Linked DNA regions of Homo sapiens: regions 2, 3 and 4 are each linked to region 1. The links are chromatin loops, found by intact Hi-C in ENCODE. Cell type or tissue: PC-3. All regions are shown on one strand. Links, peaks and the distances in the headings refer to the core of each region. The heading gives the core; the rest is flanking DNA. Region 1 has its middle 160 kb from the start of LINC02077. Region 2 overlaps LOC105377171 (a long non-coding RNA gene). Region 3 has its middle 93 kb from the start of LINC02077. Region 4 overlaps ROBO2 (roundabout guidance receptor 2).

What was found. Hi-C counts contacts between places; a loop is a spot of excess contacts. Peaks named below come from ENCODE experiments on the same cell type or tissue, not always from the same donor. Only the 100,000 strongest peaks of a DNase experiment are listed, where the experiment ranks them.
Region 2: it touches region 1 in a loop (8-fold over the local background); 2 of 110 quality-filtered maps call a loop at or near these places.
Region 3: a loop joins it to region 1, with 4 times the contacts of the local background. A loop is called at or near these places in 2 of 110 quality-filtered maps.
Region 4: a loop joins it to region 1, with 2.6 times the contacts of the local background. A loop is called at or near these places in 3 of 110 quality-filtered maps.

The regions. Positions count from the first base shown.
Region 1 is chr3:78,202,295-78,208,765 of GRCh38, forward strand. No RefSeq gene overlaps it. Among named protein-coding and RNA genes, the nearest start is that of LINC02077, 160 kb to the left of the region's middle. In PC-3, for the core only: a CTCF peak has its summit at 2,808 (motif pointing left); a DNase peak (open chromatin) is centred at 2,857; H3K4me3 peaks cover 496 bases; H3K27ac peaks cover 420 bases.
Region 2 is chr3:77,902,828-77,909,298 of GRCh38, forward strand. All of the region lies in intron 2 of LOC105377171 (a long non-coding RNA gene), which reads right to left. Among named protein-coding and RNA genes, the nearest start is that of LINC02077, 140 kb to the right of the region's middle. In PC-3, for the core only: no CTCF peak of the experiment used is centred there; a DNase peak (open chromatin) is centred at 3,484; H3K27ac peaks cover 3,244 bases.
Region 3 is chr3:78,138,438-78,144,908 of GRCh38, forward strand. No RefSeq gene overlaps it. Among named protein-coding and RNA genes, the nearest start is that of LINC02077, 93 kb to the left of the region's middle. In PC-3, for the core only: no CTCF peak of the experiment used is centred there; DNase peaks (open chromatin) are centred at 3,004 and 4,794; H3K4me3 peaks cover 838 bases; H3K27ac peaks cover 3,921 bases.
Region 4 is chr3:77,317,236-77,323,706 of GRCh38, forward strand. All of the region lies in intron 2 of ROBO2 (roundabout guidance receptor 2), which reads left to right. It also overlaps the pseudogene VDAC1P7. Among named protein-coding and RNA genes, the nearest start is that of ROBO2, 280 kb to the left of the region's middle. In PC-3, for the core only: CTCF peaks have their summits at 2,677 (motif pointing left) and 3,476 (motif pointing left); a DNase peak (open chromatin) is centred at 4,596.

The DNA.
Region 1 (6,471 bases), core at 954-4,953:
CAGTAGAGCCCGCGGTTTAGCTCTAGTTTGAATTCAAAGACCTGGGAAACAGGAGAGCAAATTCCAAGCTGAAGGGTGGCAGATTCGAGACCCAGGAAAAGCCAATGTTTCAATTTGATTCTGAAGACAAGAAAAAAGCTGATGTATCAGTTCAAAGGCAGACAGACGAAATAATTATCTCTCACTTTGGTCAGTTTCTGTTTGTTTGTTTTATTCAATTCTTCAATTGATTGGATGAGGCCCACCAAATCATAAAGAGCAATGTTTGACTCAGTCTAATCATTTAAATGTTAATGTCATCCAGAAACACCCTCATTGAAACACCCAGAATAAAGTCTAACTAAATATCTTGGCACTCTGTGGCCCAGTTGAGTTAACACATAATATCACCACAGAGGTTAAGATTGTGAATAGTAGAGGCAGAATTTGAAACTGGGTGCTCTGAGTCAAGAACTTTGGCTTACAAACACTAGCAAATATTGATATATATATACTTCAGCGAAAAAGGAAAGTTATGTCTTAGGTGAAGTATAAATAACCCTGAAAGGAGGCTCTGATACAAATTACCATCACCACGGATTTTCCATTTTTGCTTAAATTTCCCAACACTCATAAACACCAAAGAAATTTCTTAAGACTTGTTTTTTTGGTAACCAGTTTATTCTGTTGGAAAGTTGGGAGGATGAAGTCAAAGTTTCTTCCAAAAGCTTCAAGTCTTCAGTGATTAGAATGTCGATAATATCAGTTTAAGAATAAGAATTTTGATGGAAGAATTTAACTTGGGGTTCTAGTGAGATATGCATATGGAAATATCAAAGAGTGACCAGTCCACAATTCAACTGAAAGATTAGAACAAGGTATATAAACCTGTAATGGTGGGGTCTCCTTTTTCTTTATTTTATATATATATGTATATTTACATATACATATATATGTATATATTATTAAAGCATTATATATATATATATGCTATACTGAGATATATTTCAGATGCCATACAATTCAACCATTTGAAGTGTACAAGTCAATGGTTTTCAGTGTATTCACAGAGTTATGCCACGGTCTCCACAGTCAACTTTAGAATATTTTCATTATCTGAAAAAGAAACCTGGGTCCAATAGCAGTCATTTCCCCTTTCCACCCAACCCCCCAGGCATGGGGAACCACCAATTTACTCTGTCTTCAAAGATTTGGCCTACTATGGAGAGAAAATACCATGAAGATAATATCCATAGTGAAAGAAGAGCTGCAAGGAGGCTTCCAGGAAATACAGGGGAGCTTAACATATCTCTTATGAAACATCTAAAGGACAAGAAATGCACTCACTGTTTGGAGATGGAAACAGAAATGTGCCATTGAATTGGGATCATCCTGTTTGCCCAAAGTGTATTAGAACAAGATATGCATAAATGTTTCTCACACACCAAATGTGTCCCATGAATGAGAGAGTTTGGCTGAGGACATTGAGTCTGCTCTAATAGGCCACTTAGGGAGCAGATGGACCTACAACTACAAGGCCTAGAAGGGACCCCTGGGACAGGGGAGCAGTTACAAGTAACCAATAGATATACATCCATTCTTCACCTGAGGTCAGGAGTTTGAGACCAGCCTGACCAACATGGCAAAACCCCATCTCTACTAAGAATACAAAAATTAGCTGGGTGTGGTGGTACATGCCTGTAATCCCAGCTACTTGGGAGGCCGAGGCAGGATAATTGCTTGAACCTGGGAGGCGGAGGTTGCAGTGAGCTGATATCGCGCCACTGCACTCCAGCTTGGGTGACAAAGCAAGACTCCATCTCAAAACAAACAAACAACGAAAAGAAGATATGCATCCATTCTTGTTAAATGAACTACAGAAGAGAGAGCCCAGCAAGAGATCTTTAAGGAATCCTCAGAAGTTCCTTGTCAAGAAAGTGGTAAACGCAGTCCTGCCTCATGACCCATCTATCTTTTCTTCTAACAGAGAAAACAATCAGAGCTTTCCAGCTCGGTGAAACCCAGAAGGGCCTGCTAGATGGGACAGAAAGTAGGAGTAACTATACAATCTCGATATATACCCAGGGGAAAAAACCTTCCTGGTACAATACGAGTGAGCATAAGATAGTTTTACATAAGAGCAGCGTGGTTCTCTGACTTTTCCTCCAAGCTTCACAGATCCAAGAGGAAGTTTGCTCACTGAAAGCAGTTTGGGCATATTCAGGCATCTCTACAATAATTTTCAAGGATACAATGTCATTCTCTCTCAATTTGCCCTTAGCAGATGCACACTTCACAGTATCTCTTTGATGGTTTCCTTGCATTTCCCTGTAAGACGGTGATAAAACACATTCCTTAGATAATGATAGGAAGACAAAAATTGAGCCATGCATGTAAATGGTTTTACTCTTTATAAGTAAAAATTATGTTTTTGTTTTATTATTTTTGCCATTATTCTCTTCTCAGTACTACTATAAAAAAAACACTGTGGTGGTTAAAAATAGTCTGTTTAATCAAATTACCTAAGGTAGAATCCTGGCTCCATCTTTCAGTAACCATTGCATGGGGACAAGTAATTTTATCTCTCTTAGCCTCTTTTCTTTCATCCATAGAGTAAGAATGATAATACAATATTTCTTGCAGAGTTTTGGTAAAAATTCAGTGAGCTACAACAGAAAAAACATTCAGTAAATGTTAACCAGTTATTGAAACTTTAGTATGCATAGAGGCTGCTGCATCACAGCCGGGGATTCTCTACTCTGGGTCCATGAAGCCTGGCTGGAGGGGCAAACAGAAAAAGCCACCAGCCAAGATCATGTGTAACTAGTGCCCTCTTGGGATCAAAGAAAAGAATCAAAATTACTGAGGAATTTGGAAAAGGAAGAGGCATGACGTGGGAACGCTAATCCCATAAGAGCTATTAATCATGGACCCCACTCAGGGACCAGGATGCTATGGCAGCCAGTGAGTCAGTTGAATGAAGCTGAAAGTTATTTTTTGGTCTAAGAAAATAAATCGTCTGAATAGGGTCTCAATGTGGTTTTCACAAGGGTGGGGAAAGTTGATTTGGATTGTATGACGAAAAGAAAACAAAATTTACAACCACAAAACAGAGTACAAAGATTCCAAAACTGGCAAGAGGAAACCAAGAATTTTGTAAATAGTTCATAATTCAGTTTCATTCACATCTTCAATCCAGCAGGATCTATGACTGAGATCAAGTTCCTCTCTCTCTCTCTTCCTTTTGATTTACTACTGTTTTTCCCTTTAGATCCATTCATCTTTTATTCTAAATAGAATATCCATGATTGATTAGGTTACTACTGGGCACTTTCTGTTTAAGAGCTGATGGGAATTTTCAGTGTACTAATAATTTGATATGACGTTCAAGTTATTTTATTCTTACTGCATTATTTTATTTAACCAAAGCTTAGTAAACTCTGTTGTAAGTTTGTTTTAAAAAGAAAAGAAAAAATAAAAATATTTTCTCATTACTTTGCCTTTTCAGTGTCCACTATATTAAATTACTTTCTTCTAAATTGTATTGCATTTTCCCTACAGGAATTGACGGCTGTCTAATGGATTTATGCAGTGTTTATATAAGGTAAAGAACACTTCAGTAAAAAATTGATTCAATGTATGTGCACTGTAATTGTAGTAATGTAACTTGACAGGATGAAGTTGCTTTTTTTTTTTTTAAGTCTGTTTTATAAAGGCATTCTTGGAATTTTCTGGCTTTTCTCTTTGCAAAATGGTCTTCTTTTGTGGCTTGACTGTACACAAAGCAAAGAAAGCATAGGAGAATATATGTCTCTCTCTCTATATGTATATATATATATATCTATATATAGAGATACAGACATACGTATGTGTATCTATATATTTAAAATTGAAGAAATTATCAAAATTCCTTATTTGAAAATTACAATAAAATTACTATAAAACATTTCACTTCAGATACTTCATGCTGATCATAAATGAGGGGCATGGATTTAGAAGGTAAAAATATATGGAGAAAAAAATTTCAGGAGTATACGACTTGTTTCCATGCTTTCTGCAGGAACTGTAAATTTCTCCTTCTTCTCAATATCCACTTAAGTTCACCTCTTTTTCCATTACATAATTAGCCAAATCAAATAGAAATACAACTTTGCAATCTTTTCATATTAGGATGCTACATTATTAATTAAAATAAGTACACAGAGCCCAATGGTGGATAATTGCTCCTAATCAATATATGTTATGGGATCATAATCTCTATTTTGAGGTCATGATTAATAATCTAAAAGTTGGATGTTGAATTTGTTTAGCTATCCATTATGATTTGACTTTGAAGCTGTTATAAAATTTTTTATTTGGCCAGCCAGAGTTGTCATTAGGACTCCTCACCTCCACTCCTGGCCCCACTCCCATTTCGAGGCCTTCAAGGTCCATAGTCAAAGACAACATAGGTAGCCCCTTTCTGACACAACTATGATAGCCAGGAGCTTCCCTACTGCTACGTTTGCCTCCTGCTGTGAACTAATTCACAATATTGTACTTCTCGTCAAATGACAACTCATGAACCATCACTTTTATAAGAGCCTAACAACTTCAGCTAACTACTTCTCTGCACAAACATGACAACTTCTGTCTCATCCTTCCATTTCACCTTTCCCTTTCTATAATTGTAGGTTTTATAATTAGCCATATGTGTCCCTTCCTTGTCATTAGATTGTGAATCCACTTAGATAGGGACCATATTATCTTTCATTCTACACACCAAATGCATAGTTAAGGTGAATACTACAGATAATGACAGAGAGCCAACAGGCTGATGTGAGCAAATTTGAAATAGGAGCTTAAAATATGATGACTTTTTTTATTCTAAAAGTCTGCCATAAAAGCATAAAGAGACTTCAAACCTGAAAAAGAGTATACTAAAACTAGGAAGCAAAGTGTCAGAAAAGAAATACTATAAACACAGGACACCGACCCAAGGCCACCTGACCTGTGAATTCACTTCTCATGTTCCTCTCTCTCTCCCCTTGGTGTGAACATTTGGCCCTCTACTGAACTCGTTAACCCAGTTGCTATGGTTTCGAAGTTTGTGTCTCCACAAAGTTAGTATGTTGGAACCTAAGACCCAATGTGACAGAATTAGAAGGTGGGGCCTGGCTGGGCACAGTGGCTCGCTCCTGTAATCCCAGCACTTTGGGAGGCCAAGGCGGGTGGATCACCTGAGGTCAGGAGTTAGAGACCAGCCTGGCCAACATGGTGAAACCCCGTCTCTAATAAAAACACAAAAATTAGCCAGGTGTGGTGGTGCATGCCTGTAATTCCAGCTACTCGGGAGGCTGAGGTAGGAGAATTGCTCGAACCTGGGAGGCGGAGGTTGCAGTGAGCCAAGATAGCACCACTGCACTCCAGCCTGGGTGGCAGAGTAAAACTCTGTCTCAGAAAAAAAAAAAAAATAGGAGGTAGAGCCTTTAAGAGGTGATTAAGTCATGAAGCTTCCACCCTCATAAATAGCAACCACCTTAGAAACGTCTGGAAGGAGCTAGCTGGGCCTCCTATGTCGTTCTGCCTTCCACCATGTGAGGATACAACACTTGCCCTTTTGGCCACATGAGGATGTAGCAAGAAGGCCTTCACCAGACGTCAAATGCCAACACTTTGACCTTAGACCTCCCAGCCTCCAGAACTGTAAGAAATAAATTTCTGTCGTTTACAAACTATCCAGTTTCAGATATTTTGTTAAAACAGCACAAACAAAGACACCACTCCTTCCTATAAACCACTTTTTCTACATGCCTATTATGTGCCAGCCACCTTCCACCAAATTTCAGACTGTCCACTTGATTTATATCCTGTGGTTTGTGGAGTCTTTTTCCTAATAATTTCACTACTCCTGCTTTTGAAAAACATTCTACATACCTATGAATATACATGTTACCTCATTTGGTAAGAAAAACATCTCAATAGTAAACACATTGAGGAAAGTTCCTCCAAAACTTGCTGCACATTTGTAAAGTTTAGATGACCAGGTAAAGAACTGGGATTAAAACAAGAAACTAACATCTTTTTTGGGTGAAGGAGGTAAAACTAGGGGCAAATGACACAGTCAGGTATGTAAAGCAGGAATGCCAAGCCAAACTCATCAATATTAAAACAAACAAGGAGGAACTCTAGACCAGATGTGTAAACTGAATCAGAGCAGACCCTGTGATGCAAGTAAATTTAGAGAACGAATGGCCTTTGGAATTAATAACCACTGGTGTGTATATGGAACTATAACTACCTGATAATGTAGAGACCAAATTACCTTGGGAATCTAATAACCTTGGGTGTATCCACATGATTATATCCACCTGACTGTATGCTTAAAATCACTGTTTTCCATGAGTTTCTGACACTCCCCAAGTGGCATTTAATACACAGACATATCTTTTGCAATTTTCAGAAACCGATGATATTTATTACATGGAGAGACAGCAGATACCTTGAAGGTGA
Region 2 (6,471 bases), core at 1,234-5,233, 300 kb before region 1:
AGTGACACCCTGTCTCTAGACAAAGAAATGAACAAAAAGAAACTGTCACAAAAGACAAAGTATGTCTGAGATAATGTTCCAGATCAAAGAACATGACAACGAAATGCAATATGTGATTTTGGACTGTATCTTGGACTACAGGAAGGAAAGCTATAAAGAGCATTACTGACAAAGGTGAAGCATACCTGGTAGATTACATAAAGATTATGCCAATTATAAATTTCCAAGTTTTTAACTATACAGTGGTTATGAAAGCATATTCTTGTTCTTAGGAAATACACTGTGAAGCATGTAAGAGTAAAGCATTAAGAAAAAATGTGCAGATATACAGACATATAGATGCACACAATGATAAAGAAAATGAGGCAGAATGTTAACAATTTACAAATTTACAAATCTGGATAAAGGATACACAAGAGCTCTTTGTGCAATATTGCAGCTTCTCTATGGGCTTGGAATTATTTCCAAGAAAACAGTAAGTAATACAGCATCACTTTCTAGAAATAGGGGTTTTGTCACGTACTTCACAATAGACATCCAAACACTTGTGAAGTGGCTATATGAATGAGTTTAAAAAGTGTATACTGCACCCCAATGGCAATGCTTTTTCTCTGTTTCTAAATGTACCATCTTCATATGTTCAAAATGTAACATGATTTCATCAAAGAACAAGAAAGTAGACTGATATGCAAAAATGCAAGACAGAAAATAGAAAATAATACCAACCAAAAGGAAAATATTTTTGAGAAGGCTAGTAGATATGTGCTACAGGTTAGAAAAGCATGTATCAAAATTACTGTGACATTTTTCAATGTTTCTCAAGCATCATGCCTAGCTTAATTATTTAAAAGCTTAAAATATGTAAGTTTAACTCTTCAGAAGCTGTCACTCTCAGTCTCAGCTTGTCTTGACCCTAATATATCAAATTTACCAATGAAAGCAGATTTTATACTGTTTTCTCAAACCAGGAAACCTGCTATAAACTTCAAGAGACATAAAGTTTTGCAACCATACTTGTGTCAAAGATAATAAGAATATTGAAGCATTCTTATTGAGTACTAAATTCAGCTTATGGGTAGTTGAAAATTGATATCCATTACGAAGGGAAATTATAAAGAAATAAACATTCACTGGTATATCATTATTCTTCTATTATTGTAGTTGCATTGCTCATATAAAGAATGTAACAATATTTAAAGGCCCTTATTTTGAAAATTTTCTTTCTTTCTCATATCGTTCTCCCTCTACTCTGAAAATGAGTTCTGGTACATCATCTGCTTTCAAGTGTGAATAAATATATATTTAATTACTTTTTTTTTTTAAAAAAAGCCTACTTTATTGCAATTATGTTCTCAATAATTATGTATTACAAATGAGACAGATTGATCTTCATTGGTATATGATGTTTTTGGAAATTATGCTGAATGTGAATTAGATAGTCAGCACTTTGTAATGTATAGAAGACAAACTCTTCTTAAAAGTTTTGAGATTATTTTCTTGCATTTTGCTATGGTTTTGCTGCTTTTGCCTTATATCTTGAAATGAGAGGTTAGGCCAACAACTAGACAGGTTTTGCATATTTTAAATGATGATGTTTTGCCTCGAGGTTGTTTCACGCTAGCTGTTCATGGAACCTTTGAGGATTTAAACATTAAAAGAAGGGGAAAGTGCCAATTCTAATTTTATGCACTACCTTATTCTGTTAATTTGAAAAATGTTGGGTTGTCTTAGTTGGAAAAGGCTAATCTCAGGGGTCTGGCTCATAAAACCTGTGCAAACATAGATGACTAATTTGGGTAGTGAAGACAAAAAAAAAGCACATAAACAAATATATATGGTTGAAGGAAGTTAAAGAAAATTCTTTGGAATATTAGACATACATATTTAACAAAACAAATTTAAATACACCATAAAAACTTAGCCCAAAGCAGCGCATAATAGAATAATACTGTGACATTGTCAGTTCTATTGATGTTTATGTGGGAGGTGCAGGAACACAATTTATTAAGAGTAGGGAAGAAAAGATACTATCTTTTCCCACCCACTGCAAGGTTCATGGGCTGACAACCCTAGAACAAAAGACAGATTAAAAATAGAAAAATATAACAAATTCATTTAGCTAAGGTTTTAACTGACATGGGAGCCTTCGGAAATGAAGAATAAAAGATACAGGAAAAAAATCATGCTTAGATTCAATGAAGAATGGACAGTCATGTAGTATAATTGGGCAAAAGTAGTATATGCTCTAATGGCAATAAACTCAGGATGAACCCAGTGAGGCATGCCTGTTCAAATTCTTCTTGGTCTCCACATATAGAGCAAGACACCTGTCACATGAGAATCTTTTGACCTATTTTCATGGGAGAGAGGTCACATAATTTCTCTATAGCCAGCTTTCATACAGAAAGTCAGAAAAAGATTGGAGAGTAACCTTTCTGCTTCTGCTGTTTTCTCAATTTCCAAGATGCCATATTTTGGGGTAGTGTGTCTGAGCTCCAACATAAACATCTATGTTATTCTATAACTGATATGGTTGGGTCATGTCCCCACCCAAATCTCATCTTTAATTGTAGCTCCCATAATCCTGACATGTCATGGGAGGGACCTGGTGAGAGGTAATTGAATCATGGGGATGGGTTTTACCCATGCTGTTATTGTGATAATGAATAAGTATCACAATATCTGATGTTTGTCTACAGGGCAGTTCCCCTGCACATGTTCTCTTGCCTGCCTCCACGTAAGACGTGGCTTTGCTCTTCCTTTGCCTTCTACCATGATTTTTTGGTCTCCCCAGCCACGTGGAACTGTGAGTCCATTAAAACTCTTTTTCTTTATAAGTTATCCAATCTTGGGTATTTCTTCATAGCAGTATAAAATTGGACTAATACAGTAACAATGACAAAATTATAGATAGACTGGTTTCTTTATTTCTCACAAGCAAACTATGAGCTATTTTTTTTTCTTATTTTATACATGAAGAAATTTCATTCTAGGAATTGAATTAATGTATGAGCTCACACAGCTCAGAAATGGCAAAACTATGATGTACAATTTTGTTCAATTCCTCAGAAGAGATAAATTATAGAGTTGTATGTGAACAACGTTAATCTTAACTGATTAAGTGGCAATGTTTACTATGGCTGGATGAGAGTCATGGAACTTGCTGTTGTTTTACTTTTGACTTTGGAGTATTGAGAAAACTGAAGCTCGGTTCTATGCATGGTTGTGACTCTCTAAGCCCAGATGAACCACTGAACTCTGTGTCCCAACATCACCGTTTGCAAAACCAGAGTATGAATTAATCTCTATCTACCTTCACATTCCATGCACATTAAGCTGACTTCTTACTCTGTAGCTTATATGGGATTCCCTCTCAGAGACAAAGAGTGGCAGAAGCAATCTAGGAGCTGGAGTCATATGAGGAAATGCGTATCACTTGCTCACAGACTGCTGTGAGTAAAGTTCAGGATGGGTCACCTGGAAGTAGGAAACTTGTTAGCAGCTGAAATAATCATCCCATCTAATGAATCATCTACCTAAAGGGATGAGGCATTCAGAAATAATTCACGTACAAATATAGAAACAGAGATTGGGTGTCATTAAAAACAAAGAGGCTGGGAGCAGAGGGCAGCAAATATTAACCCATACAATTACTTGAGCAAAGTAGTAGGTAGATGGAGCAATGAGATTAATGGAGAAGGAGGCTGAAGAAGGAGGCCCAGACCTGGCTTGTAGTATTCCTTTTGCTGTATGATTATTACTACTACTTGTTGTAGGTTGAATTGTGTCCCCCCAAAAATATATGTTCAGGTTCTAACCTTCAGTACTTGTGAGTGTGATCTTACTTAGAAATAGGGTCCTTGCACATGTCATTAAGTTGAGATCATACTGGATTAGGGCAGAACAAACTAAAAATGGACAGTGGAACAGAACAGAGATCCCAGAAATAAATCCAAATATATAAGTAGTCCCCCTCTTATGTAGAAAGAATATGTTCCCAATCACGAGTGGATGCCTAAAACTGCAAATAGTACCAAATTCTATAATACTGTTTTCTCCTATACAAGTATACCGATTTAAAAAGTTTAATTTATTAATTAAACACAGCAAGAGATTAACAAAAATAACTAATAAGATAGAACAATTATAATAATATACTGTAATAAAAGGTATGTGAATGTAGTTTCTCTCTTTCTCAAAATACTTTATTAAATTGTACTGGCCTATTTTCAGACCACATTTGTCTGCAGATAAATGCAACTGCAGAAAGCAAAATTGCAGATAAGGGTGGACTACCATGCAGTTAACTAATTTTTGTTGATTGTACAGTAGTAAATACAACCACAATGGGAAAAAGATAGTCTCTTCAATAAATGGGTGCTAGGAAAACTAGATGCAAAAGAATTAGGAATCTTATCTTACACCATACACAAAATTCAACTGAAAATGGATAAAAGACCTAAATGTAAGAACTGAAACCGTAAAACTCCTAGAAGAGAAACAGGAGAAAAGCTCCTAGGCATTGGCCTTCACAATATTTTTTTTTTGTATAATACACCAAAAGGTCAGGCTACAAAACTAAAAACAAAGAAGACATAGATATGGCCAATAGGCATATGAATAGATTCTCAACATCATCATCATCAGGGAAATATAAATTAAAACCAATATAAGATATCATTTCAAACCTGTTAGTATGGCTATTATTAAAAAGACAAGAAATAACAAGTATTGACAAGAGTGTGAAGAAAAAAAACACTTGTACACTGTTGGTGGATTATAGATTGGTGTAGCTATTAATGGCAGTCAGTATTAGCGATCCTAAAGAAATTAAAAATAGAACTACTATACAACCTACAAATTCCTCTTCTGGATATATGCACAAAAGAGGTGAAATCACCATCTGTTATGGTTTGACTGTGTCCCCACCCAAATCTCATCTTGAATTGTAGCTCCCACAATTCCTACATAACATAGGAGGGAACCAGTGGGAGGTAACTGAATCATGGGGGCGGGTCTTTCCCATGCAGTTGTCATGACGGTGAGTAAGTCTTATAAGAACTGACGGTTTTATAAAAGTTCCCCTGCACAAGTTTTCTCTCTTTCCTGCCATCATGTAAGATGTGCCTTTGCTCTTCCTTCACTTTCTGCCATGACTATGAGGCCTCCCCAGCCACGTGGAACTGTTGAGTCCATTAAACCTCTTTTTGTTCATACATTACCCAGTCTTGGGTGTGTCTTTATCAACTGCATGAAAATGGACTAATACACTACCTTATATCTGCACTCCATGTTCATTGCAGCATTGTTCACAATAGCTAAGATAGGGAAACAAGCTAAGTGTCCACTGATGAACAAATGGATAAAGAAAATGTTATACATAGGCACAGACACACACACACACACACACACACACACATATTTACACACAAACAATGGAATATTATTCAGCCGTTTAGAAAAAAAACATGTTGCAGCATTTGCCACAAAATGAATGGACCCAGAGGACATTATGCTAAGTAAAATAACCCAGACACAGAAAGAAAATATCATATTATCTCACATATATGCAGAATCTTTAAAAAAAAGTCAAACATACAGAGATACAGAATAAAATAGTGGTTATTCACGGGCAGGAGTCGGGGGAGGAACTGGAAGATGCAATTCAAAGGGTACAAATGAGCAGATATGTAGGATGAATTAGTCTAGAGAGCTTATGTACAACATAAGAACTCCAGTTAATAAAATTTTATTGTATTAGGGATTTTTGTTAAGTAAGTAGGTTTTAGCCACTCCAGTCACAAAAATAACTATGTGAGATGATGAATATGTTGATTTGCTTCATTATAATAATCATTTTACTAATGTCTAGATGTAGCCCATATCATGTTGTAAACTTCAAATACACATGATGAAATTTATTTATTTTTTTTAAAAGTAGACCAGGCATGGTGGCTCACGTCTGTAATCCCAGCACTTTGGGAGGCTGAGGCAGGAGGATTATTTGAGATCAGGAATTCAATATGGGCCTGGCCAACATGGTGAAACCCCAGTTCTACTAAAAATACACACAAAAAATAAACTGGGTGTGGTGGCTCATGCCTGTTATCCCAGCTACTACTGAGACTGAGGCATGAGTATCCCTTGAACCTAGGAGGCAGAGGCTGCAGTGAACCGAGATCACGCTACTGCACTTCAGCCTGGATGACAAACTGTCTCAAAAAAAAAAAAAGTAAGGAATTTACACTCACTGAAGGTTTTAGTATAAAGATAATCAGAGTTCAAAATTCAGATATTATTTTCAAGGTCTGTAAATATCTTTTAAAACATAAATTTCTGCTTGCTTCTGTCCTTATAGTAATAGATAGAGCTAGAAAGCAGAGCAAAGTTTGGGCACACACAGGAAGAATGCCATGTGAAGACAGAGGCAGATATTTGAGTGATGCATCTAGGGGCCAAGGAATGTCAAGG
Region 3 (6,471 bases), core at 1,480-5,479, 63 kb before region 1:
GCTGAGATCTATTTTAACCAAGAAACTGTTGAACATGAATGAAAAGCAGGATGGAAAGCCACCCTTCCTGTCAATGCCACTCAGGACAGACCAGGAAAGTTCAAGGATAAGCAGAGGGATGCAGCTAATTTTTAGTAGAAGACAGAGGTTTCATGAGAGAGGAGAAAGGAGACTACAGTGCTGCACAAACAAAGCTTTTAAAGTTATTTTTTGAGGTTAATATATATACAAAATAAGCAACAAATTCTTTGTAAAATGCACATTGGCTTCTCTTTATACACAAATTCAAAAGACAAGAAGACTCTTGAAATTCTGCAATAAAAATTACGAATGACAATAAAAATAGACAAAAGATTTAAGCAAACACTTCAGAAAGGAAGATGCATAAGTGGCCAATGAACACGTGAAAAAGTGCCCAACATCATTAATCATGAGGGAAATGCAAATTAAACTACAGTGAAATGTCACTATGTATGCATTAGAATAGTTAAGATGAAAAAAAAAAAGATTGGCAATGCCAAAATATTGGTGAGGATGTGATACAACCAGGTCCATTGCTGTTAGAGATGGAAAATGATAGAACCATTGTTTATTTTATGTCTTTCATTTAAAATGACATCTTTCAAATATGGAAAAATTGAGAGAGATCTGATAAACATAATGTCCAATATAAGCATGAGTAGAAATAATATAGGTTAGTATAAAGAAATGTGGTGAATTACATATAATTAGTTTTATTTTAAAATATCTAGTTCAATGCTACAGTTGAAATGACTCCTTCTAGTTCAGATGAGAGGTTCTACTCAAACTAGATGTAAAAGCAATGTGAGCTTAACTCCTCTGATAAAGCAAAATTGATGTCATCAAGTATTATGTGGCTCTATTTATCTCCGTGGAATGACTCATATTTTAAAATATTTCCTTTACTGACCTCAGTAAGGAACAGTTGATCATTTTCTCCTTCATCACTCACTTTAAAGAGGGCCTTCTGGGTACTCTCCTGAGTTGCTAGTGCTTGATAGTCTGAGAAAACAGCAAAAAGACATACTGATATCCAGTTTTTCCGTAAGTATATAGCCTTAAGTAGCCAATTAACTGAAATCACCACTACTGGATTAATTTCTTACGCTTAAGGTATTTTCTCCAAAGAGAGCTTGTTCAAATAAATATATATTTCAAGATATGAAAGAAACATGAAATAATTAAAAAGTCTTAAGTGGCAAGTTTCACATCGAAAGAAGACTTGGATATTTTCTATATTCTCCTTGGAGATAGGGAAGAATACACTGACAAAAATTTGAAAGAAACATCTTATGCTCTCATTGCTGGATGGAAAAAGAACCATAAAACTAATATTTTCATATCCTTAAGAAAAAGGAAAAGAAAAGTGGGTTAACAAGAGAATTAGTATTTATCTGTCACGAACTCCAAATAAAGGATTTTATATACTTTCTAATTGATGTACTATCTCATTTCTGTATCCACAGCATTTCTAAGAAAAACTTATGGTCCTCAATATACAGAAAAAGAATTTGTACCTTCTAAATTCATTTGCTTACTAAGGCAAGAATTGGCAGAATTCTGATTTCTGTTATTTCTACTACATAAGCTCCTCCAATGTCTATATCTTCTAGCTGTATCCAGGAAACTCAAATCTTAGTTGTGAGAACTGGTTAACTATAGAAAATACACTTGTGGTTTCTGAAAAGACTATAAATGTAATCTGAGATTCTATTTCATAAAAGCAAGAAAAGGAAAGCAAATAAAACAAAAAGACAGACAACTGAGAATAATAGTGGAAAAATGTACTGTTGGACCATTGTCAGATCAGGAGATTATATTCTATCATATTTTTTCTTTATGATTTATATATATATAAATTAAATATATATGTGATATTAAAACATATCTCAGTAGTTTGGAGATAATTTTCTAAAGAATGAAAGAATTATGGTCTCTGGTATAGCTTCAACACACTTAACTGAACAGACTCTTACATTTGGTATATAAACCTGTGTTATCATCTAGTGGTAAAGTGTTAGAAATACAGACACAGACTCCCTGAATCCCCAGAAGAAGCTAATTCATGAATCCAGAAAATACAGCATATCATACAAACAATGTGGTCTAATTGCATTCAGCTTGGTTCTCAAATATATACAGATAAAGTTGGATCACAGTGGAGCTTGATAAAAGCTTAAGTCTGTGCATTTAATGTTCCGCGGAGGTGCGAATAATGCTACCTTCAGAGCTGGGTGGGAAAAGTTTTATTACTTTTATTTAAATTGTAAACAATAGTTAAGAAATAGCTTTCCTGATTAAGCACTGGAAAACCACAAAGCCTATGAAATATTGATGCCAAAAAACATGCCCAAAAATGAAAGTGGGAAATTAAAAATAATGGACTATTACTTAGATACAAGTGCTATTCTTTCCTAAGAAGAGGAAAACACTGCCAACATGGTATAATAGACTTGGTCTTTCTCCTGGTATTTCCCTAAAATTCTGATGAGAAGGAACACTGATAAGATGCAAAAATATCAGAAGGTACACTGTGGCACATAAGTCCATGAATGCAGTTTCTTTTGGATCAGGAATGAATATAAGAGACTAAGATAGGAAATGGGTACATTATCAATCCTTCCCACACACATTCTTTCAGCACCTGTCATATCAGTCTCTCTATAAGTTACAAGAGCTAAAGCAAATAAGTAAAGATCTAATGGGGGAAGAATTGACATACAATTACAATCCAAAATAAATGGCATGATAAAGACCTGCACAACGTCTGTGAGCAACAAAGAAAGAGTAAAAAACTGAAATTGGGAGCAAAGAGAAGCTTATGAAAGAGGTACTAATTGAACTTGGCATTGAATTATGAGTAAGGACTTAACAGCTATCTGAGATGGAGAAGATCAGAGGCCTAGAAACATTAAAAAAGCTGCTCTGCTTGAAAAACAGTAAGAAGCTTGAAGACGGCAAGCTCATGCGTGATGTTGCAGTAGAAAATCCTGGGCAGTCAGAGAGTCATAGGTGATGTGCAATAGGTGGAATGTGGAAATGACTAACAGAGAAGATATTTAGGGAGCAAGAAGTCCATCTAAAACACAAGCTATTGACTTATTGTACGGTTTGTTTTGATATTTTTGTAATTTTATTTGTCATCAATTTAAAGGGACAAACTTTTAGAAGTTAAACTCCTTGGAAACATTTTGTCTATTTTGGTCAGTGCTTAATTCCTCAATGCTTAGAAAAGTACCTGGCACATAGCAGCAGCTGAATGAATATGTAAATATTTGTAAATGAAAACTTAAAAACATTCAGTAAATATTTATTGAGCCCTTGATGTGTGCTGGCACTGTAACATATATTAGGCATGTTGACCTTTTGCCCAAGAAGATTAAGTTAAAGATAAATTATAACTGGTGACAAACATGCTTTCTCAAATGCCTGGGAAATCTACCAGAAGGGCCCTATTCAATATAGTAGCCAATAACCACATGAGGCTCTTGATCACTTGAAATGTGTCTATTCCAATTTGAGACGTGCCGTAAGTATAAAAGTCACACAAGATTTTGAAAGCTTGGTGCAAACAAAGAGAATAAAAATATCTCAGCAAACTATTTTGTATTGATTGCATGTGGAAATGATAATATTAAATGTACTGTCTTAAATAAAATATCTCATTAAAAGTAATTTACCCCTTTCTTTTTACTATATATGTGGTTGCTAAAAAAATGTAAAATTACATACATACCTTGCTTTATATTTCTACCAGACAGTGCTCTGCTAAAAATCAAGGATTGAACTATTATTCTCAAAGTATGGGTTGAAAAGCCTCTTTACATTTAATTTTCAGACTATATTAATTTTGAATGCTGAGGCTACAGATGAATTTGCTAAACAATTTGAGTGACTTAAGTGAGTTGTACAATTAAGAACAACTGTACTCAATTCTATAGGAAGTAACCTAATTCAATACTTGATGATTCAGGCACAGATATAGAGAACCAATCTTGAGCCTTCACAAAGCTTAAGATTTCTTGCTGACTGGAGGGAAAGTAAGAAACTTTCAATAGCTTTTTCTGCAGGTATTCAGATTTGACCTAGTGCCCCAGTTTATAAATGGAATCAATTTCTTTGTGAAGTTCCACTACTTTCTGGATGCAGGAAAATAGCGCAAGCGCTGAAATGGCAGAATTGGAGAATATGATCTACGCTGCTAGACCTCTCTGTCAGAGCTGTATGATTGTGACCCCGTGTGTGCTTCCTGACGGAAAATGTTTTCCCCTGGGCCAACTCTGCTGCCAGAAATTTCAGAATACTATTTGAGGTGTGTGCATTCATGTGAAATAGCAGTATTGTGAAAATTCAACTTGGAAATTCTATGCATTATGGAACCAGTAATCAAATAGATGAGGAAGAAATGGGGATGCTGGAGCATGGCTAACAGCAGGGTTGGCTGGACAATGTTATTCTGGTCTAGAAAAGTTATGAAGGAGCTTTATCTAGGATGAACAAATAACTGTTTAAAGAGGGTGTAGACTCACTCAAGGCATTTGCAAGAGAGAAGGAATCAGAAATCCAACAAATTGCAATGTAACATGAGAAAAAATATTGGTAGATGATCTAGTTCTTAAAACTCTTCCTGTCAGTGCAAAAATTGAGTTCACACATGGTCAACATTCAATCTGAATTTCAGGCAGGAAATTCACTGTTGGTTCACTGTAGTTATTAATGGTATTTGCCAAATAGTCCCAGTTCTCTCCACTTCCTGACACATAATAGGATTTTATTTCCTGGCAATCTTGTGGTTTGATGGAAACATGTGATTAACTGTATCCAACAATTTGTGTGTATTAGTCCCTTTTGAGAGAGAGCATTTTATTATCAATTCAAGCTTGTCAATACTACGTGGAATCTAAGATCCACAATAAGCTGAGTCACATTGATTACACTACCTTTGACATAATAAGTAGAAGCTAACCAGAATTAGCCTTTCCATCTAACTTATTTATTATAGGGTTATTTGACATAACAAAAATCTATTTAATATAAAAGTTATTCAATATAAAAAGCTACCCAATCAACCAGACTAAAATTTTTCCATCTACACACAAACACATATATTCTTTTGGACTAGAAGTAAGGGGAATACAGGGACTTAACCTGTAGGGTTTATTCCCACAGTCCCTCAACCAGTGGTAAAGTTTCCTGATAGGTATTTATCCTCTCTCTTTCTCTGATAGATGCCTACACTGCCACCATGAATTGAATTCAGTATGAGGGCTCTCATCTGAATGATACCCAGGGTTCTGGGCTTTTTCAAATACTAGGAAAGTGTGGACAGAGCATTCTCATCTGCAGTGGGAGCAAGAGCCATCCATCCAAGAAAGCCCAAGGTTTATATAGCTGTAGTGAGAATTTCCATTTCTGTGATTTTTCCCCTAAAGTTGGTGTTATTTCCTTGCTATGACTAGCTATTGCAAAATAGTTGGTATAATGTGTTGATCTGATATTTAATTCATGTACATCTAGCTTTGTGACCCCACCTTTCTGGTGGTAGATTTTAGCGATAATCAAATTACGCAAAACTCATATATTGACTAATAAAATGATATTCCCTTATATGGGACTTCATAACATTTTAGACCCTTGTATACATTGAGGATAGTTCTAGAGCTCTCTTTTTCCTGTGGCATAATAATCTTCAAAGTTCAAGACAGTGGCTTCTCCATCAGCTTTGGTCTCTGATCGACTACAGTTAAACATTTCTGTCATTAGGCCGGGCGCGGTGGCTCACATCTGTAATCCCAGCACTTTGGGAGGCAGAGGCGGGCGGATCACGAGGTCAGGAGATCTATCTAGACCATCCTGGCTAACATGGTGAAACCCCGTCTCTACTAAAAATACAAAAAATTAGCCGGGCGTCGTGGCGGCGCCTGTAGTCCGCTACTCGGGAGGCTGAGGCAGGAGAATGGCGTGAACCCGGGAGGCGGAGCTTGCAGTGAGCCGAGATCGCACCACTGCACTCCAGCCTGGGCGACAGAGCGAGACTCCGTCTCAAAACAAAACAAAACAACAACAAAAAAAGATTTCCATCAGTAGTAACCAGAAAGTTAAAGACAAATAAAAGAATATCATTTCTGGTGTTACTGGTCTGGCTTATGATCTTGGTTACAATATTTACTAGCTGTGTTGCCATAGGAAAGTAAACTCTCCTCTCTGAGACCTGATTCCTTCATCTTTAAAATAAAGCTAATCATGGCAACCCAATGAATGATTATGAAGAACAAATGAGATAAAATAAAGGAAAGCCATTCCACAGATGACTAGTAATTCACGTCATGATAAGCAGTAGATATGACATTTTCTTTTTGTCTCCAGTTATAGATTTTCCATTTGGTTCTTTTTTTGTATTTTTCTTTTTTTTTAATTTTTAATTTTGAATTTTAGTGGGTACATAGGTAT
Region 4 (6,471 bases), core at 1,135-5,134, 880 kb before region 1:
TTAATGTGCTCCCACTTGCACCCTGTCTTGATTTTAGCATTTTTTTTTTCCCAGTGTTAGGTGACGAGGATGAATGCAAGGTCAGCCTCAGGCCACGTGCAAGCTGACCGTCCACGCTCATCTCGGTGCCTAGTGTATTGTCGGGGTTCCATTTCTCCGTAGACCTCGAGCCATAGTCAGTCCATCGGTACCTGGTTTCCAGACTGCCCGTCACTTTGGTGGTCTCAGTGTTGGCTGAGCCTGAGCTTGTAAACTCCGATCCATCCTCAGATTTCGTTTTCAAATCAAGCTTTATTAAGCCAATCCATAGCCCTTGGTGAAGACATCCCTAGCAGATTTGCCAAGATCGGCATACGTGGGTGGCACAGCCGTCTTCTGCTCAAAGGTGGCGGCGGGCTCTGCGGGGGCTGCTGGTTGCTGCTGGGGGGCTGCTGGGGGGGCTGCTGGGGGGCTACTAGGGGGCTGCTAGGGGTGCTGCTGGGGGGCTGCTAGGGGGGCTGCTGGGGGGGCTGCTGGGGGGCTGCTGGGGGGCTGCTAGGGGCGCTGCTGGGGGGCTGCTAGGGGGGCTGCTGGGGGGGCTGCTGGGGGGCTGCTGGGGGGCTGCTAGGGGGCTGCTGGGGGGCTGCTGGGGGGGCTGCTGGGGGGCTGCTGGGGGGCTGCTAGGGGCGCTGCTGGGGGGCTGCTAGGGGGGCTGCGGCGCCAAGGCAGGGAGTTGCCCAACATTTTAATATAAGGCTCCACATTGCGAAGAAGGTGGGGTGATTTATTTTATTTTATGTTATTTATTTATTTTATTTTATTTCATTTTATTTTAATTTTATTATTTTTTTGAGACAGGGTCTTGCTCTGTCGCCCAGGCTGGAGTATAGTGGCATAGTCTCGGCTCACTGCAACCTCCGCCTCCCGAGTTCAAGCGATTATCGTGTCTCAGTCTCCTGAGTAGCTAGAATCACAGGCACCTGCTATTTTTGTATTTTTAGTAGAGATGGGGTTTCGCCATGTTGGCCCGGCTGGTCTTGAACTGCTGACCTCGGGCGATCCGCCCACCTCAGTCTCCCAAAGTACTGGGATTACAGGCGTGAGCCACCACGCCCAGCTAGTAATGTAGTTTTATGACTGATCACCTTATGTACTCTTCCAATTCTCAACTTCTATTAATAAAAAATAAAAGAATATAGATAATGCATTAGAAACATCTGCTGCAGGGAACTGTTTTACCATTACAGATAACGTTATGAATACAAGTATTTCTGTTATTTATATTTGCCATTATGTCTGTTCTGGAATATTATCAAACCAGAATTATAACTAGCAAGAGACTATATAAATTAAAATCACACATTTTAAAGTAAAACTGAAGTTGGTTCAAACTAGGACTCCACCACTTGAGCAAACTACTTAGCACAAATTACTTAAACCTCGATGTTCTCATCTATAAAATAAGGGGTTTACAAGGTCAACTACTAAATTAGATAATACATGTAAAGTGAAATGCCTAAATACAATGCCTAGGATACAGTAATTGCCCTGTAAGTTGTAAGTGCTACCATGAACCAGCCAATGATCTCTACTACATACTATGATTGAGAAATTAAAGATGGTTGAAATTTTATATAAATCGATGTCAAGGTAATATTATTTATGAAGTTATTGTACTTCAGGTCATCATGATTGCTTTAGTGCATTTGAGACTCTTTTCTTAGATGACAATGGTTCTAATCCATCTTCTATCAAAGTCTCTATTTCTCCATTTAAATCTGGCAGATCCGTCTTCTAGAGACATGACCAAGTCAATGATTTTGATTAGTCTGTGCTCCTTACCCAATATTACAATACCTGGAAAGTAATTATGTTTCTATTTTTCATTTTAATCTGCTCTTACCATATTGACAATATGGGCAATGGCTAAGTCCATTATGAGTTTAATTGCTTTATGTGCCAGGTGTTCGGAAGTTCATTCTTTGAATCTAATGAAAGTAAAAGATAAAGTCACAGAACTCTGGTTCATTTTATGCATACATTATTCTAACTTTGGATAAAGAATTAATCATTCTTTTACATCCTGTATTGTTTAATGTCTCCCTTGCCCAGAAATAAGGATTTTTATCACAGTGACTTCAGTCACTGATGAGGCATACATACAGAAATCTCCTGTTAAGTAAGATTAGAATTTGTCTTTGGGCCTTTTTAAAGTTTCTGCAAACTGATAACCCAATTGCTCATGCTGATTGACAGAACAACATTGAATATCTAAGTAGTCTAGGCCTTTGTCTGGTCATTAGAATTTGTCCTTTTGAGGACCATTGGCTGGAAACTTTATACTACAATTGAGTGTGCTATGAGTAAGACAGCTTCAATTGAAGCCTCTGAAGAGGAAAGGAAAATAACAAAGAAGACGCTTTTGTATCTTTTTCCATTATCAATAACGTCAATATAGAACATGCCTTTTTTCATATGAAACTTCAATATGAACTTATTCAAATGACACTCTGGCTATGTCATAATGTCTGCATTCTCCAGGTATATATGAAACAGATTTTAATGGATGTTGGGTGGCTTCCATTCACCCTTTCATATTTGAAAATGCACTTAGAAACTCTGTTGAGAAAGTTGCTTATGCTATTGGTCCTCCTTTTCTGTTGTTGTTCAGTCTGCCCCCAAGTGGTAGAGAGCCTAAAAACCCAAAAAGATAACAACGTGGTCAATCCATGACTTATCAGCTGCAATTGTATGCCTGATTGATTTTTGTTGCTATACAACAGCTGAACAATTCGAAATTTATCACATGGAATATGAATTCACCTGTTCAAATCATGGTAGTATAATAATTCTTGAAATTGCAGCTGCATATTTTAATTCATTACACCAAGTAAATAAACTTCAAGACATTCAGCCACCATTCATGAAATAGATTTCTAAAGGCTTATGTGGGGATCATTTTCTTTCTCTTACCCTCTACCCTCTTGTTTTAAAACTCCTCTCCCCACCATGGCCTTATACTGGAAGACATTTTTACTCTTGATTTCTAGCAATTGCTGGCTGGTATTGTTGAGTTTTAATATTTCAGTGTGATTCAGAGCTCTGACCATTTTCAAGTTCTTAGGAGCCCTCTCTTGTCTCATTTTTAAACATGGCCTTTGGGGAATGACAGTGATTGTGACAGATGGTAAAGGAATAAGATTGCACTTTGGCGCTGCTTCTGTCTTTGCCTCTTGATCTTTTCCCACTTTCTCAAGGCAAATTATAGATTTCCTTTTGCCTCTAGAGGGACGCAAATTGCAGTTGCCAGTTATATGGTTCTTTGTTTCTCTTTCTAGCTCTTAAAAAAAAAAAGAAGGGCTCTTATTTAATTAAACATTGTCATTACATTTATTGTTGATGAAAGGTACTGATTTGTATGTTGGCCAAATATCTGACCAGACAAGGGAGAGGACTTGTTGAACTACAGGCAAAAAAAGAAAAAGAAAAAAGAAAAAAAACTTTTGTTGCGTTTGAAGGTAGCTTCCCTCTAGTGGCAAAAACTGGTACTTCACTTGTAGACTACAAGCGATTTAAAAAAATATATTTTTTGTTATCTCTTTTTAAAACATTATCTGATATGTGTAATGTACATATCACACATTTTAATGAATGTGGCTTGCAACTAAAATCGAGTTTCCTAAAAAGTTTAGAAATCTTTTCAGTTACCAAATTCATAATCTTAGGTATGCAAAGTAGGCAAGGTACTTTACTGTCCATTTTGTTCTTCAGTAATCCCACACATACAACACACAATTCCAGATGAAAGGATTCTAGTTGACTAAGAAGATAGTTAATAAAGGGGTTTTAGATTTTTTTCATAATTTATTGGGTCGGAGTTAACTCAAGCGGTTACCTCCTCATGCCGGACTTTCTATCTGTCCATAATTTATCAAAGGAGTGTGAAGGAATTATAAAGTATCGCATAAATTTGGGTGGTGGGCATATTGCTGTACTTCTCTGTGTATTAGAAATATTTTAGGCTGGGCACAGTGGCTCATGCCTTTAAACCCAGCACTTTAAGAGGTCAAGGTGGGAGGATTACTTGAGCCTGGGAGTTCAAGATCCGCCTGGGCAACACAGGGAGACCCCATCTCCACAAAATATTAAGAAATTAGCCGAGCATGATGGCACACACCTGTGGTTCCAGCTGCTTGGGCGGTTGAGATAGGAAGATCACTTGAGCCCAGGAGTTCGAAGCTGCAGTGAGCTGTGATTATGCCACTTCACTCTCCAGCCTGAGTGACAGAGAGAGAGACCCTGTCTCAAAAGAAGAAAAAAAGAAAAAAGAAAAGTTTGATACTGGAAAAATTTTAGAGAGAGGCGATAGAATCACTAGATAGTTAAAATTTAAGTATTAGAATTTAAAGGGCACTAGAGATTAGTTGAGTGTTACAGTTTTAACTTGAACTTATTCGTTCACATTCATGTAACCACTACAAAAGGATTTAAGCAATGCCAAGAATGAGCTATAATTTAGACAATGTGCAGGAAATACAAGGACAACTAAGACGGGCAAGCGGCAAGTGAACCGAGAACTGTGCAAAGAGATGAGTACTAATGGAAATATGTACAACAAACTAAGAGAGTACACCAAGGACAAAGTGGCCCTTTGTTTGAGACGGATGAAAGGACAGTTAAGTACAGAAGATAAGTGTAAATGATCAAGAGTTTGGGCACAGTGCACGGGTATTTTCCATGCACATAGCACCATGGGAAGTGGTTCTGAGCAATCAGGAGATAACAGGGCTTCAAGTATGGAAGGCTTAAATGGAGAGAGCTGAGGGAGACTTGTTGTTAATAACTTTGCTAGAGCAAGTCCTAAGCAGGCACTGTTTTATACCATAATAAATAATCAAATGAGAGAATATGAGGTTTGGTTCCCCAGGCTCCACACGTGACTATGAATAATCTTATAAATAATAGACTTATTCACAAAACACAAGATAGTCTAGAATAACCGAATGAAATGATGTTTTTGTGCTTCTTTGACTTCCTACCAAACATAGTGTTCCTTGGAAGGAATTATGTTTGACACTGTATTGTATGACTGGAAAAAAATCTATAATGAAGAGGTGCTCACATATGAAGTAGCACTGAGAAAGTTCGCTTCAACAGAGGTCTGGTGATGGGAGAATTAAGCATAATCAAAAGTTCTAGTTGCATTCTGAAGTCAATTTCAAGTTGTCAGTCCTAATTGGGAGTGGGGTTTGTCTAACATAATGCTTAAGACATTTTTTGGTGGCAAAATTTCTCAATTTAAAGGAACATGATACAAGCTCAGAAAAAATGCAGCAAATTGATGACTAAGACCTAGGTAATCTGTAAGTAAGGAAATGGGATGTCAGGAGAGAAATTGACATTTGTTTAGATAATATCCACACTTGGTTGGATGGACTATATTTTATAGATATTTTCATTCTTGAATATTTTAGTTTCTAAGATCTTTATTATGAAACAAGAACATAGGTCTAATATATATGTTATATGTTTATTTATATATAATATATTATATTATACATATGTATTATAATATATTATGTAATATATTATATTATACATATGTATTATAATATATTATGTAATATATTATATTATACATATGTATTATAATATATTATGTAATATATTATATTATACATATATTATGTATTATAATATATTATATATTATGGATAATATAATATATTATATTATATTATGGATAATATAATATATTATATTATATTATGGATAATATAATATATTATATTATATTATGGATAATATAATATATTATATTATATTATGGATAATATAATATATTATATTATATTATGGATAATATAATATATTATGTATGTTAATACTATGTAACATATATATTACAATTATAAAAAAAGTGTATGTAATTACTTGTATCAAATAGTGTTTTATCTGACTCCCTCCATGTCCATAAACATATTTCCCACACTGACTATCACCCATGTTCCCTCCTACCTTTACATACTCAAGGATTTCCAACTGCCCAGGACTATGACCTTCATGTCCCAAGCACATTAACCCTCCTTTGGCAATACTCACCTGCTGTTGACTTTTCATACTTGCTCTCCTGAGTTGAGACTTAATTGTATCTCTCAAGACCCTGATATCAGGTATAAGATGAGATCAAGTTTATAATCTAAGAAGCTCCTCCATGCTAATAGAATAACACATTTGCATTTTGACCTGTTCTTTCTTCCAAAATTAATCAAGAAAAAGAGCTTTTCTGTAGAACATGGGCTATTTGAGAAAATGTGTATCAAATGAGTTTGTCATCATTTAATCACACCAAGTGCATGCCTTTGGACTCTATTTGTGTATAGAGCTAAACCAATATTTGATAAATGTTTGCAATACTGATAACAAATTTCTTAGATAAATGGGCAATGTTATTCTTGTCTTTTAAAGATGAAACTCCTGAAAATGATTACA